Regions from separate parts of the Homo sapiens genome. Here all the other regions are linked to region 2. Evidence: read pairs that join two places in POLR2A ChIA-PET (ENCODE). Cell type or tissue: OCI-LY7. All regions are shown on one strand.

Region 1 (5,000 bases), 70 kb after region 2:
GAGTATTACTCTGTCACCCAGGCTGGGGTGCATTGGTGTGATCTTGGCTCACTGCAACCTCTGTCTCCTGGGCTCAAGCGATTCTCATGCCTCAGCCTCCCAAGCAGCTGAGATTACAGGCATGTGCCACCATGCCCAGCTAACCTTTTTGTAGTTTTTGGTAGAGGCAGGGGTTCACCACGTTGGCCAGGCTGGTCTCGAACTCCTGTTCTCAGGCAATCGCCCACCTCGGTTTCCCAAAGTGCTGGGATTACAGGCATGAACCACTGTGCCTGACCAATAACATATCATTTCAAATAACTAGAAGAAGGACATCAAATGTTCCCAAGACAAAAAAAAAAAGATAAATGTTTGAGATGATGGATATATTAATTCGCCTGCTCTGATCACTATACATTATATGTATCAAAATATCACTATACCCCATAAACATGTGCAATTATAAAAATAAAATTAAATTTTAAAAATTAAAAATAAACATGTTGAGAAATTTCTTGAAAGAGCTGTTTTCTAATCCTTCAGGCATATTTTCTCTTAAAACAGAGGATTCAAAGAGAAGAAATGTATTATTATACATTGCAATTTAGCACTGCATATTTCAAATCCCTTTTAATGATACAAGTTGTTCTGTGTTGCCAGCTGAAACCTCAAAGAGATTTCAAATGGCTACATTGCCTTCTAAAGAAGCTGATGAGTGTTCTGGGTGTCTAGGAATGGTTTTTTTGAGCCTCTAAACGAGGCAAGCCACCACATTACCAACAAAAAATGTCACTAGCTGATACATCATGTGATGCTAGCAGTATGTAGGGATACAATAAAATGGCACATCTTGTCACTTATTTTCAACAGGAAGAAGGACTGACATGGAGTTTATTGTTGGAAGGGGCCCACTGTGCCGTCCTATTGTCAACTGAGAAATCTGTTTCCCAGAATGCCCTCTCTGTAATGATTCTGTGTTAACATCAGCCAAGAGTGACATTGCCCAAGATTTGGGAGGTGAAAGTAAAGCTGTTGCCATTATACTTTAAAGATCATTGTTTGTTAGAGGTGATGAGAGACCACCTGACAAGGTCATTGTTAGAAGTCTAATCCCCTTGGAGACAAGTTAGAACCTTCTATTCTGACAAAAGCCGTTTTAAAGATAGCCTATTAGAAATCACACTGGGGTGAGAATCAGAAGCCTATCCTACTACTACAATTAATAACATAGCACATTTATTGTTTGCTATGTACTACTGTGCCCCATGCTTGACATTAAATATCTCCTTTAGAGAAATATTTGCAACCACTCTGTGAGTAGGTACTGTCATTATCCTCATTTTACCTCATTTTACAGATCAGGAAACTGAGGCACTGAGAAGTCAAGCAACTTGCTCATTTTGATTATATAGTTTGTGAAAGGAAGGGCCAGGATATTAAACTTCACTGAAACTCTAAAATTTCTAGCTGTGTGATTGTGGTCCTATCACTTCCACACAAGAAGTCTCATTTTCCTCATCTGTCAAATAAGAGGCTTGTACTGCATGGCCTCTAAAGTCCCTTCCTGGCTAGCTGTTCTATTATTCAATGTCCCTTTTATCAGGGAGTGATATTCTCCCCAGCAAGTATTTGATGCGCCCATTTAAAAGTCCTTCATCAAAAATCTCCTCTTAACTAGCAGCCCGGGGAACTCATTCCGGCTAATTTAATCTTGCATTCCCATCTGGACAGTGAGCACCTCTGGAAAGGGCCACCACATTCATCTTTGTATCTTTTCATACAGTTCCAAAATGCAATGGAGGTCAGTGAGAATGTGTGATTCTATATATGAGTGCTTGTTTGTTTTAGACAATTTTCCTAGGAAAGTACCCACAGTGAATATCTGAATTTCATTATAACCTTGGCATGTTTTGCTCTTCCACATTCCAGTATGCAACATAATCCATAGATTCACACCATTCCCTGCCATGAAGTACCTGTTGTTTTTAGAAGTCAGATGCTTCTAATATTCCTGATTTTCATTTTGATACAAAGGAGTTACGAAGCTGTGCCGAGAAAAAGGAATACAAGATCAGCTGACGTTCCACACCACCGATGGAAATAGTAACAAGGCATACAACGTGGGAAATAATGTGGAGTCTTTCAAATTCAGCAGGTTTCACAACCCACCCTTTACATGGGCTCCAGGATGACAAGTGCCCCAGTGAATGCTTTTCCACATACATCTTAGTAAAGACCATCAAAAGCCCTTTGCTTTCAGCTGGCAAGTCTCAGCCGTGCACCTTCACTGCCTGCCTCAAGACTCTATGAACTCTCCAGTCCTCTGTCAAAATCCAGTCTGGATTTTGTATTGCATCTTCAATCCACAGAATATGACGCTGGCCCTCTACATTATGGCATCATGCTCCTTGGACCTGCAAAGTAGGAAATAGCCATTACCCTAGACAGCACGTCAAGACACATTCATGCCAGAGAGTGGGATACATCTGGCAAAAACTCAAGGGCCTGCCACCTAGGTGAAATTCTTAGGAATCTAGTCGTCTAGGCCATGTCAAGATAATCTTTCCAAAGTGAAGGACAAGTTGCTGCATTGGGTCTTCCTACCACTAAGAATGGGCATAATGGCTAGTGGGCCTCTTTGAATTTTGGAGGCCACATATATCTTATTTGGGAGTGCTCTAACCCATTCATCAAATAATTGAAAGGTTTTCAGTTCTGATGGATGTCCAGGCTGCCATTAAAGCTGCTCTGCCACTTGGGCCATATGACCCAGTAAATCTATTAGTGCTTAAAGAGTCTGTGGCCAATATGGATGCTGTCTGGAGCCTTTGGAAATGCTCCTTTAGGTGAATCATAGTGCATATCTTCAGGATGTTGGAGTAGATATACAATCCCCTGTCAGCAACTATTGTCCTTTTGGGAAACGGTTTCTGGCTTGCAATTGAGCCCTAGTATAGACTGACCATTTGATCATGGGCCACCAAATGGACATGGGACTTGAGTTGCCCATCATTCATTGAGTGCTATCTGACCCACTGCATCACAACACTGAGCATGCAAAACAGCACTTCATTGAGTGGAAGAGACTCAGGCCTATCCTGAAGGCAGAAGTAAGTTGTCTAAACAAATGGTTGAGAATGGCTTCTACTCTTGCTACTCACTTCTTCTTTACCCACCTGCACCCACATTCTCATGGTATTTTCCCTACAACTGAATGACTGAAGAAGAATTATTTAGGTCTGGTTTACAGACCATCCTGCCCAATATGCTAGCATTACTTGAAAGTGGGCAGCTAGGTGAGCATGACAACTTTTCTCAAAGCCCTTAAGGATAGAGGCAAAGGGAAATCCTTTTAGTGGCAGAATATTGAGCAATGTATCTGTTTGCTTATCCTTTTCTGGAAGAATTGATAATCGGGAGTATGCCTCATGATAATCAGTGGTATGACTCACTGACTCATGGGAAGTAGTTAAATGGCCAGAGACTTGGAAGGAACACATTTGGAAGATTGGTGACAAGGAGACCTGGAAAAGGATTATGTAGATAGATTTCTCTGAATAAGTACAAAGCAACCTCAACCGAGGAAGATCTCAATAACCAGGTGAACAAGGCACCCTATTCTATGTCAATCAGCCTTCTCCTCTAATAACTCCTGTCTGCTCAATGGGGTCATCAGTCATGGAGGCAGGGATGGAGGTTACCCATGGGCTCAGCAACATGGACTGACATTCAGCAAGCCTGCCAATAGTGGAGACCAATACTGAGCCCCCATGCAGCGCCATCCCCTGGGGGTGCAGCAATTCACCTGCCAGGAGGTTGATTACACTGGACCCCTTCCATCATGGCAGGAGTAGCAGCTATAGATTTACCTTTTCTATCCACAATTCTACCAAAACCAGTACTCCTGGACTTACAAAATGCCTCATTCATTGTCATAGTACCCTATACAGGATTGTCTCTGACCAAAGAACTCATTTTGCAGCAAATCAAGTGTGGTGATAGGCTTGGGCTCATTGAATTCACTGGTCTTATCAGGTTCCTGAAGCTGCTGGCCTGACAGAATGGAGGGATGGACTTTTAAGGCACAGTTATTGTGTCAGCTATGCGGCAACACTTTTCTGCAGCAACACTTTTCAGGGCCAGGGTAATAACTACCCGGATGTAAGATATATTCTAAATTATCAACCAGAATATATGGTCATGTTTCTCCTATAGTCAGAATTCCCCATAAATAGGCCCTGAGGTTGTCCCCAACTTTTTATAGTATAAATAATGATCCAGCAAACATCTTTGAAAATATATCCTTTGCCCTTTCTTGTTTACATGTGTTTTCCCACCACCAATCTGTAAAGCCCTCAAGGAATTTTAGTCTCCCATCTTTGTATCGTTGGCACCCAGCTCAGTGCCTGGGACACTACAGCACTGGAAGCACGCTTGTGCATGAACGGATGAATGAATGCATGCTACATGGCTTTAGTTACAGTGTTGCCAACCTCAACCAGACACAAACCCTTCCCAACTGCTGGTTCTGCTGACCAACATCTGACCTAGGAAGCCACTTCCTACAATCACTTCAAGCCCAGGAAATACATAAATGTCCCCAAGATGCTAATTTTTATCTTAATATCAAGTCCATGCTTTTTATGCCTCCTCCATCATTCATTTGTTTCTTCAACAAGCATTTTCTTCCCCTGTGATGGGGATACATAATGGAAAAGACCTGGCACTTGTGCTCAGAGAGGTTACAGCCAATAAGGGGAACTCCAGGGAGGCCATTACAATGCAGAGAGACAAACACTCTGATGGGATAAGATGCAGGTCTTGTGGGTACATAGGAGGCCCTTCAATGCAGTCCCAGCAAGAGGGAAAGGGACATGGACTTCTTCAAGAGGCTAGTTCCTCTAAGTTGTGGAGGAAGGTAGAGGGAATTCCCAGCAAAAGAGAAAGAGGGGAGAGAACAGGCCCATTCATGGAGAGTGAGTTCTTCTCCAATTGCCTGTACCCGGTATTAACTCTCTTGA
Region 2 (5,000 bases):
AATATTCCTCCATCCCTTTATTTTGAGCCTATGTGTGTCTTTGCACATGAGATGGGTCTCCTGAATACAGCACCCCAATGGGTCTTGACTCTTTATCCAGTTTGCCAGTCTGTGTCTTCTAATTGGGGCATTTAGCTCATTTACATTTAAGGTTAATATTGTTATGTGTGAATTTGATCCTGTCATTATGATGCTAGCTGGGTTTTTTGCCCATTGTTTGATGCAGTTTCTTCATAGTGTCGATGGTCTTTACAATTTAGTATGTTTTTGCAGTGGCTGGTACCGGTTTTTCCTTTCCATATTTAGTGCTTCCTTCAGGAGCTCTGGTAAGGCAGGCCTGGTGGTGACAAAATCTCTCAGCATTTGCTTATCTGTAAAGGAATTTATTTCTCCTTCACTTATGAAGCTCAGTTTGGCTGGATATAAAATTCTGGATTGAAAACTCTTTTCTTTAAGAATGTTGAATATTGGCCCCCACTCTCTCCTGGCTTGTAGGGTTTCTGCAGAAAGGTCCACTGTTAGTCTGATAGGCTTCCCTTTCTGGGTAACCTGACATTTCTCTCTGGCTGCCCTTAACATTTTTTCCTTCATTTCGACCTTGGTGAATCTGACAATTATGTGTCTTGGGGTTGCTCTTCTCGAGGAGTATCTTTGTGGTGTTCTCTGTATTTCCTGAATTTGAATGTTGGCCTGTCTTGCTAGGTTGGGGACATTCTCCTGGATAATATCCTGAAGAATGTTTCCCAACTTGGTTCCATTCTCCCTGTCACTTTCAGGTACACCAATCGAACATAGTTTTGGTCTTTTCACATAGTCCCATATTTCTTAGAGGCTTTGTTTGTTCCTTTTCATTATTTTTTCTCTAATCTTGTCTTCACGCTTTATTTCATTAAGTTGGTCTTCCATCTCTGATGTCCTTTCTTCTGCTTGATCGATTTGACTATTGTGCTTCACAAAGTTCTTGTGCCGTTTTTCAGCTCCGTCAGATCATTTATGTTCTTCTGTAAACTGGTTATTCTAGTTAGCAATTCCTCTAAGCTTTTTTTCAAGGTTCTTAGCTTCCTTGCATTGGGTTAGAACATGCCCCTTTAGTTTGGAGCAGTTTGTTATTACCCACCTTCTGAAGCCTACTTCTGTCAATTCATCAAACTCATTCTCTGTCCAGTTTTGTTCCCTTGCTGGTGAGGAGTTGTGATCCTTTGGAGGAGAAGAGGCATTCTGGTTTTTGGAATTTTCAGCCTTTTTGCACTGGTTTTTCCTCATCTTTGTGGATTTATCTACCTTTTTTTTTTTATTATTATCCTTTAAGTTTTAGGGTACATGTGCACATTGTGCAGGTTAGTTACATATGTATACATGTGCCATGCTGGTGCGCTGCACCCACTAACTTGTCATCTAGCATTAGGTATATCTCCCAATGCTATCCCTCCCCACTCCCCAACCCCACCACAGTTCCCAGAGTGTGATATTCCCCTTCCTGTGTCCATGTGATCTCATTGTTCAATTCCCACCTATGAGTGAGAATATGCGGTGTTTGGTTTTTTGTTCTTGCAATAGTTTACTGAGAATGATGATTTCCAATTTCATCCATGTCCCTACAAAGGACAATGAACTCATCTTTTTTATGGCTGCATAGTATTCCATGGTGTATATGTGCCACATTTTCTTAATCCAGTCTATCATTGTTGGACATTTGGGTTGGTTCCAAGTCTTTGCTATTGTGAATAATGCCGCAATAAACATACGTGTGCATGTGTCTTTATAGCAGCATGATTTATAGTCCTTTGGGTATATACCCAGTAATGGGATGGCTGGGTCAAATGGTATTTCTAGTTCTAGATCCCTGAGGAATCGCCACACTGACTTCCACAATGGTTGAACTAGTTTACAGTCCCACCAACAGTGTAAAAGTGTTCCTATTTCTCCACATCCTCTCCAGCACCTGTTGTTTCCTGACTTTTTAATGATTGCCATTCTAACTGGTGTGAGATGGTATCTCATTGTGGTTTTGATTTGCATTTCTCTGATGGCCAGTGATGATGAGCATTTGAACAGGCATCCTACAAAATGGGAGAAAATTTTTGCAACCTACTCATCTGACAAGGGCTAATATCCAGAATCTACAATGAACTCAAACAAATTTACAAGAAAAAAACAAACAACCCCATCAAAAAGTGGGCGAAGGACATGAACAGACACTTCTCAAAAGAAGACGTTTATGCAGCCAAAAAACACATGGATTTATCTACCTTTGATCTTTGATGTTGGTGACCTTTGGATGGGTTTTTGTGTGGATGTCCTTTTTGTTGATGTTCATGCTATTCCTTTCTGTTTGTTAGTTTTCCTTCTAACAGTCAGGACCCTCTGCTGCAGGTCTGCTGGAGTTTGCTGGGGATCCACTCCAGACCGTGTTTGCCTGGTATCACCAACAGAGGCTGCAAAACAGCAAAGATTGCTGCCTGTTCCTTCCTCTGGATGCTTTGTCCCAGAGGGGCACCTGCCAGATGCCAGCCAGAGCTCTCCTGTATGAGGTGTCTGTCAATCCCTGCTGGGAGGTGTCTCCCAGCCAGGAGTCACAGGGGTCTGGGACCCACTTGAGGAGGCAGTCTGTCCCTTAGCAGAGCTTGAGCACTGTGCTGGGAGATCCACTGTTCTCTTCAGAGCCAGCAGGCAGGAACCTTTAAGTCTGCTGAAGCTGCGCCCACAGCCACCCCTTCCCCCAGGTGCTCTGTCCCAGGGAGATGGGAGTTTTATCTACAAGCCCCTGACGGGGCTACTGCCTTTCTTTCAGAGATGCCCTACCCATAGAGGAGGAATCTAGAGAGGCAGTGTGGCTACAGTGGCTTTGCCAAGCTGCAGTCAGCTCTGCCCAGTTTGAACTTCCTGGCAGCTTTGTTTACACTGTGAGGGGGAAACCACCTACTCAAGCCTCAGTAATGGCGGATGCCCCTCCCACCACCAAGCTTGAGCATCCCAGGTCAACTTCAGACTGCTGTGCTGGCAGCAAGAATTTCAAGCCATTGGATCTTAGCTTGCTGGGCTCCATGGCAGTGGGATCCACTAAGCTAGACCACTTGGCTCCCTGGCTTCAGCCCCATCTCCAGGGGAGTGAACAGTTCTGTCTCTCTGGTGTTCCAGGTGCCACTGGGGTATGAAAAAAAAAAAAAACTCCTGCAGCTAGCTCGGTGCCTGCCCAAAATGGCTGCCCAGTTTTGTGTTTGAAATCTAAGGCCCTGGTGATTTAGGCACCCGAGGGAATCTCCTGGTCTGTGGGTTGTGAAGACCGTGGGAAAAGCATAGTATCTGGGCCGGGATGCACCGTCCCTCATGGCACAGTCCCTCACAGCTTCTATTGGCTAGGGGAGGGAGTTCCCCAACCCCTTGCACTTCCCAGGTGAGGCGACGCCCCACCCTGCTTTGACTAGCCCTCCATGGGCTGCACCCACTGTCTAACCTGTCCCAATGAGATGAGCCGGGTACCTCAGTTGGGAATGCAGAAATCAGCTGCCTTCTGCGTTGAGCTCGCTGGGAGCTGTAGACCAGAGCTATTCCCATTCGGCCATCTTGCCAACCACTGCATGGGCTTTATATCTTTTGCATTTCAAGGGTTTGTTTAGGTAGAACCTTCTGATTTTTTTTTTTTTTTTTTTTTTTGAGACAGAGTTTCACTCTTGTCGCCCAGGCTGGAGTGCAACGGTGCGATCTCGGCTCACTGCAGCCCCTACCTCCAGGGTTCAAATGATTCTTTCCTGCCTCAGACTTCCGAGTAGCTGGGACTACAGGCGTGTGCCACCACGCCCAAGTAGTTTTTGTATTTTTAGTAGAGACAGGGTTTCACCATGTTGGTCAGGCTGGTCTCGAACTCCTGACCTCAGGTGATCTGCCTGCCTCAGCCTCCCAAAGTGCTGGGATTACAGGTGTGAGCCACTGCACCCGGCTGTCTTCTGATCTTTTTAAACAGGATGTTCTCATGATACGATTTCTATCCATCTGTTCTTACCCTAGATTCTCAAGGCTGAATAAAGAACTGGTCAGGTGGAATTGCTGCTTTCACGTAATCTTGAACTTCTCTGCTTTGCTTTTGGAATGAAATGCCGTGGCTCCAAACTGTCCCTGGTCAGGGTCCTCCCTCACAGCATTACTCCAACCATCTTCTCTGTCCCAGCTTATTCTATTTCTCAACTCCCAGGCTTAACCTGCCTAGACCTCTTCCTCATCCTTGATCATCCTCTGTGTGTGGGGGGTCCCAGGCTTTTGCTGAGTTTACCTCCACCACCTGGTGTGCCTGCTCTTTCTGGCCTCACCTGGTAACATCTCCATTCTTCCAGGCCACTTCAAATGCCCCTTCGTTTGGAGCCTTTCCTGAAGCCCAATAGGACATGAGCTCTGCAATGTTTGTAATGAAGGAGTAATGAAGCCAGATGTTGCCTCACGTGGTTCCCTGCTTTTCCTACAATGCAGTTTGAGTCTTTTTTAGAAACAGCGATCACCTCTGCAAACAACCAGCAACCCCACTGGTGCAGTGGGCATTTATAATGTTGAGTAACATAGTTTAGCCAAAAATACATACAATAAAGAAGAACTGGCCTCATACCAACATATTTCATGATGATTCAGAGATTATTAAGTGGTGCCAATTTCAAAAGCCTATCTGAGCACACAATTTCATTGCAGGGTTGTCCAATCTTTTGGCTTCGCTGGGCCACATCGGAAGAAGAAGAATTGTCTTGAGCCACCTGTAAAATACACAAACACTAATGATAGCTGATGAGCTAAAAAAAAAAAAAAAAAAAAAAAAATCGCAAAAAAATCTCATGTTTTAAGAAAGTTTACAAATTTGTATTGGGCCATATTCAAGCCATCCTGGGTCACATGTGGCCTGTGGGCTGTGGATTGGACAAGCTTGCTCTAGAGCCATAGACAAGGTTTGTTGGTGGTGTAGGACGACAAGAAAAGGTGACCTGGGCCCCATCACACGCAGGGCCAAGAGGAGCAGCTCC
Region 3 (5,000 bases), 290 kb after region 2:
TGCCACCCACCTGTGCCTGCACTGGGGACACCTGCAGCACAGGACTGAGGCAGCTCCCCAACAAACTTTGGAGTCTCTGGAAGCTCACCTCCAAACCGCTCTATCTGGGACTGCACCTAATGATCTGGAGTGTGATAGATGAGGAAAGGGTCGTTTGCATGACACAGCATGCTTGAGTGTCAGGTATAATAACCTTCAGCGACTTTTTAGCTCAATCCTTCATTTTACAGATGAGGAATCTGAAGCTGGGATCAGCAAAGGGAGATGCCCAAGGTTACACACATTGGTGGGGGCAGAGCCTAGACCAAACAGTGGTCTCCCCATCCTTCCCCAAGAGCTTGAAGACCCTTCACCAGCTGGCCTCATGCTTTCCATATTTGATGAGAATCACAGACCTCTTACCAAATATGTACTCAAACTAGCCTCTTCCTAGCCCATTGACCTGTGATTGTCCATTCTGAAGAATACAGCTGAAAGAAGTCAAACACCTTTAACAAAACACATTGTGGAAGAGTTTAGCTAAAGGAAAGCACAGAAATAGGAAATAAGACATTGCTTGAAAAACCCTGTGAAGAAACAAAGGATACAGTGCCAATCACAAAGTGCATCGTGGTGGCTGTCAAACTGGGGCTACTCAAACCCACACTTGTAAGATACAGTGAGTTAAGTTGGAGGTGTGGGAACAATCTCTAGCCATTGGTAACTCCATACTTAGGTGTGATATTGAATACCTGCGATATGTGTGTATTTCTACTTAGCTTTTTGCTGTTGCATCTGGATTCCTGCCTGAATTACTCTGTTTATGCCCTCCATCCCATTAAAATTCACCCTGTGCATGCTGATTACAAGTTTCATGTTGAAACATGCATAATTTGGATTGTGAGACAGTATGGTGAAGGGGCTTCTGTACATACAGCAGTGCAAACTTTCCTTCTTCCTTATTCCTAGACAAACACCTCCCAAGGCAAAGCCAAAGGGCCCCAGAGCATTCCCATCTCTGCTTGGGCAACCAGCTATGGGTTCTTTCCTTCTCCATCATGTGCCTGGATATTCAAAAATCCAGTAGAACTTATATGAGTCTTTTCAGGCTCACCTGCGCCAATAAGAAAGAGAGCAGAGTGAATATTTCATACTATCGGGGGAAGAAATGGCACATAAAATTATCTCCACCACATGGGGCAAGTTTACATTGTTAATTTACACTGGCAGGGCCCAGCTGGGTTGTGCTCTGCTTTTTCTTTTTCTCCAGTGAATATAGCAGGGAGACCCTGCAGGAAATAGAAGCAAGAGCATGAATACATTAGAACAGCTTGCACAGATGACAAGTGCCTGGAAGGTGCATAAAACCCAGGAGCACACATGGGGGCTTTTGATCATGACTAATTAAAATGTTCCCATCTCTCCTCTTCATTTGCTCTTAAGAGGCAATGTTGCAAAGAAGGTGGCTTAGAAGAGAATGTGGTAACCAAGTTGTAGAGTGAGAAACCATAGAATTCTACAGCATAATGGTGATACTCCTGTTCAGTATCATAATCACAGTTTATTGCACATTGATGCTAGTCTATGAATAGCCCCCAAAGGGTTATTAAAGTGGATCAAAACAATTTATTATTTCATTCGTGTTATGTATAAATGACATAATAAAAGAATATTTGACAATGTAGTAACCAATGAAATAGTCTTCATATTATGTCACTGCATTTTTTTTTAATGTCACTGCTTATAGAAGAATTGGAGACTTTAATTGGGAGCAGATGTTCAGGTCTGAATCCAGTTTTTTCTAGACACCTCTTTCCGGATCACCCCCTAATTTCTCAATTTGCAACCTCTAATTTCTGCATCCTTTGTTGTTTTCATATTTTCACAACATAAACTCCTACCCATAAGGAAGTTCTGTGTCAGGAATTCAAATGCCATGGAACAAAGAATCCAAATTCCTAAAGAGAGTCTAGGGTCTGCCTTTACTTTTTATGAGAGCTTGGAGTCCACACCTTTATATTCCAGGGTCCCAAATTCGTGAGTAAATGAGAAACCCAACATTTTCTTGCTTCACTCAGAATGTTTTAGTGTCTCTTTGGATCACCCTGAAGTCATGGGCAGTAGGCTGAGAACCTCAGTGTATCCTAGGGTGGTATCAGCTCTTCCTTACCTGCCTGTGGAATGAGTATATTGTAGGCCGTGTGCTTCTCTCACCTGTGTGTGATCATGTCATAAAATTAACAACAGCAATACATGGTCACTCTTTGCCAGGGTTTTCAAAAGCATTCACTTTAAAAACTTCCAGTGACTTTCCAGTAGATATTATTACCTTTATTTTAGAAATGAAACTTCTAAAACTCCAAGATGCTAAATTCCTTACTCAGAATCACATAACTAGCAACTGATACAAATCTCACGCCCTTTTCACAAATCGCTCTTCCACAAGGACACTTTGTCTGCACACATGGCTGGGCAAGTGCTCTCTGATTCCTCTCGGTTTTTATGGTGTCCTGTCTGCAGTCTGATAGCTATTTTTGTTTTCCTAACTTATCCTCAACTCATCTGTAGGCTTAGGCTCTAATGCTGTTTAGCAAGAGATTGTCAAGAAGCAAGGCTAACAGAAAGAAGGGGAAGTGGACGATCAAAGTTGCCAATGACTTAGGAAGCCAGCAGACACTTGCTTCTTTCTTTTCTGGGATAATTTTGTTTCCTTTATCCTCAGTATTTTCAAAGCAAAATAATGTAAAAGATGTATCTAGAAGCTACCTTTTAATCATGTTTCTGCTAGTTTCTCTCTCCCTCCTCTCCCTTTTTCTTTCAGTCTCCCTCCTTTCAGGTTTTTCTATGATAGGGACTTAAATATTCACAAGCTCAGAACAAAAATTGTGGGATTTTTAGCCTTGATGTTTTTTCAGATGCCTACATCCTCAAGATATGGCTGTTTATATTACAGAGCTGTAGTATCAAAACAGCATGGTACTAGTATAAAAACAGACACATTGACCAAATAGGATAGAGAGCCCAGAAATAAACACACACACACACACACACACACACCCTATAGTCAATAGACTTTTGACAGAAGTGGCAACCACACACAATGGGGAAAGGATAGTCTCTTTAAGAAATGATGTTGGGAAAACTGGCCATCCATATTCAGAAGAATGAAATTGGACCCTTACCTCACATCATAAACAAGAATCATCTCAAAATGGATTAAAGTCTTAAATGGAAGGCCAGAAACTGTAAAACTACTAGAAGAACACATAGGGGAAAATTGCGCAGTATTGATTTAGGCAGTGATTTCCTGAATGCAACCCCAAAAGCACAGGCAAAAAAGTAAAAATAGATCAAAAGGGTTGCATCAAACTAAAAAGCTTCTGCACTACAAAGGAAACAACAGAGTGAAGAGACAATCTACAGATTGGGTAAAAATATTTGCAAATAACGCATCAGGTAAAGGGTTGATATCCAAAATAAATAAGGAACTCAAACTACTCAATAACAAGAAAACTAATAACCCTATTTAAAAATGAGCAAAGGACCTAACTATACATTCCTCAAAAAAAAAAAAAAAAAGATACACAGGCCAAGCATGGTGGCTCACCCCTGTAGTCCCAGCACTTTGGAAGGCTGTAGCAGGTGGATTGCTTAGCCCAGAAGTTTGAGACTAGGCTGGGCAACATGGCAAAAACCCATCTCTACAAAAACACAAAAAAATTATTCGGGCATGGTGGCACGTTCCTGTGGTCCCAGCTACTCAGGAGGCTGAGGTGAGAGGATCACCAGAGCCTGGGGAGGTCGAGGCTACAATAAGCTGTGATCAGCCCACTGCACTTTAGCCTGGGTGGCAGAGCAGGACCTTGTCTTTAAAAAAAAAAAAAAAAAAGACATACAGATGGCCAGTAGATACATTAAAAAATGGTCAACATTCTTAATCATGAGAGAAAACCACAATGAAATATCACCTCATACCTGTTAGAATGGCTGTTATCAAAAAAGATAAAAGATAACAAGTGTTTGGTGAGGATGTGGAGCAAAGGGAACTCTTGTATACTGTTGGTGGGAATGTAAATTCATACAACCATTTTGGAAAACAGTAGGGAGGTTCCTCAAATAGCTAAAAATAGAGCTACCATATGATCCAACAACCCCACCACTGGGTATCTATCCAAAGCAACGGAAATCAGTATGGCGAAGAGATGTCTGCACTCCCATGTCCACTGCAGCATTATTCAAAATGGGAAAGATGGAAGCAACATAAATGCCCATCAAAGGACAAATGGATTTTTTTAATGTGATGTATATACACAATGGAATACTGTTCAGCCTTTAAAAACAACAAAATTCTGTCATTTAGAACAGCATGGATGATCATAGAGAACAATGTGCTAACTGAAAGGAGCCAGGCACAGAAAGATAAATATCACATGATCTCACTTACTTGTGGAATCTAGAAAAATCGAACTCATTGAAGTAGAGGAGAATGATGATTACTAGAGGCTGAGGTGGTAGTGGGTGGATAGAGAATAGGGAAAATGTTGGCGAATGGATATGAAGTCTGCTGGATGGAACAAATCAGCTCTGGTGATCCATTGTACAGCGAGGTGAACACAGTTAATGTATATCTTTCTAAATTAATTTAAAAAGTGGATTTTAAATATTCTCACCACAAGGAAGTGTGTATGGTGATGGATATGTTAGCCATCCTGATTTGTTAGCCATTCTACAATGTATTCATGATCAAAACATCACATACCCAATACATATATACAATTATTATATCTCATAGAAAAACAAATACTGCATGTTCTCACTTCTAAGTGGGAGCTAAGCTATGGGTATGCAAAGGCATGCAGAGTGGTATAATGGACATTGAAGACTTAGAAGAGGGAGGGTGGGCAGGGGATGGGGAATGACAAACTGCCTATTGGGTACAATGTCCACTACTCAGGTGATGGGTGCATTAAAATCCCAGGCTCCACCACTATACAATTAATCCATGTAATCAGAAACCACTT

The links. ChIA-PET counts read pairs that join two places held together with the same protein. Peaks named below come from ENCODE experiments on the same cell type or tissue, not always from the same donor. Only the 100,000 strongest peaks of a DNase experiment are listed, where the experiment ranks them.
Region 1: POLR2A ChIA-PET joins it to region 2 with 6 read pairs; 3 of 35 experiments call an interaction of 5 or more read pairs at or near these places.
Region 3: POLR2A ChIA-PET joins it to region 2 with 6 read pairs; 3 of 35 experiments call an interaction of 5 or more read pairs at or near these places.

The regions. Positions count from the first base shown.
Region 1 is chr9:68,661,102-68,666,101 of GRCh38, forward strand. No RefSeq gene overlaps it. Among named protein-coding and RNA genes, the nearest start is that of PIP5K1B, 42 kb to the right of the region's middle. In OCI-LY7, no CTCF peak of the experiment used is centred here; no DNase peak of the experiment used is centred here.
Region 2 is chr9:68,591,042-68,596,041 of GRCh38, forward strand. The region is part of intron 2 of TMEM252-DT (TMEM252 divergent transcript); the gene reads left to right. Among named protein-coding and RNA genes, the nearest start is that of LINC01506, 47 kb to the left of the region's middle. RefSeq lists an enhancer at 4,533-5,000. In OCI-LY7, no CTCF peak of the experiment used is centred here; a DNase peak (open chromatin) is centred at 2,890.
Region 3 is chr9:68,880,816-68,885,815 of GRCh38, forward strand. All of the region lies in intron 6 of PIP5K1B (phosphatidylinositol-4-phosphate 5-kinase type 1 beta), which reads left to right. Among named protein-coding and RNA genes, the nearest start is that of PABIR1, 100 kb to the left of the region's middle. In OCI-LY7, no CTCF peak of the experiment used is centred here; no DNase peak of the experiment used is centred here.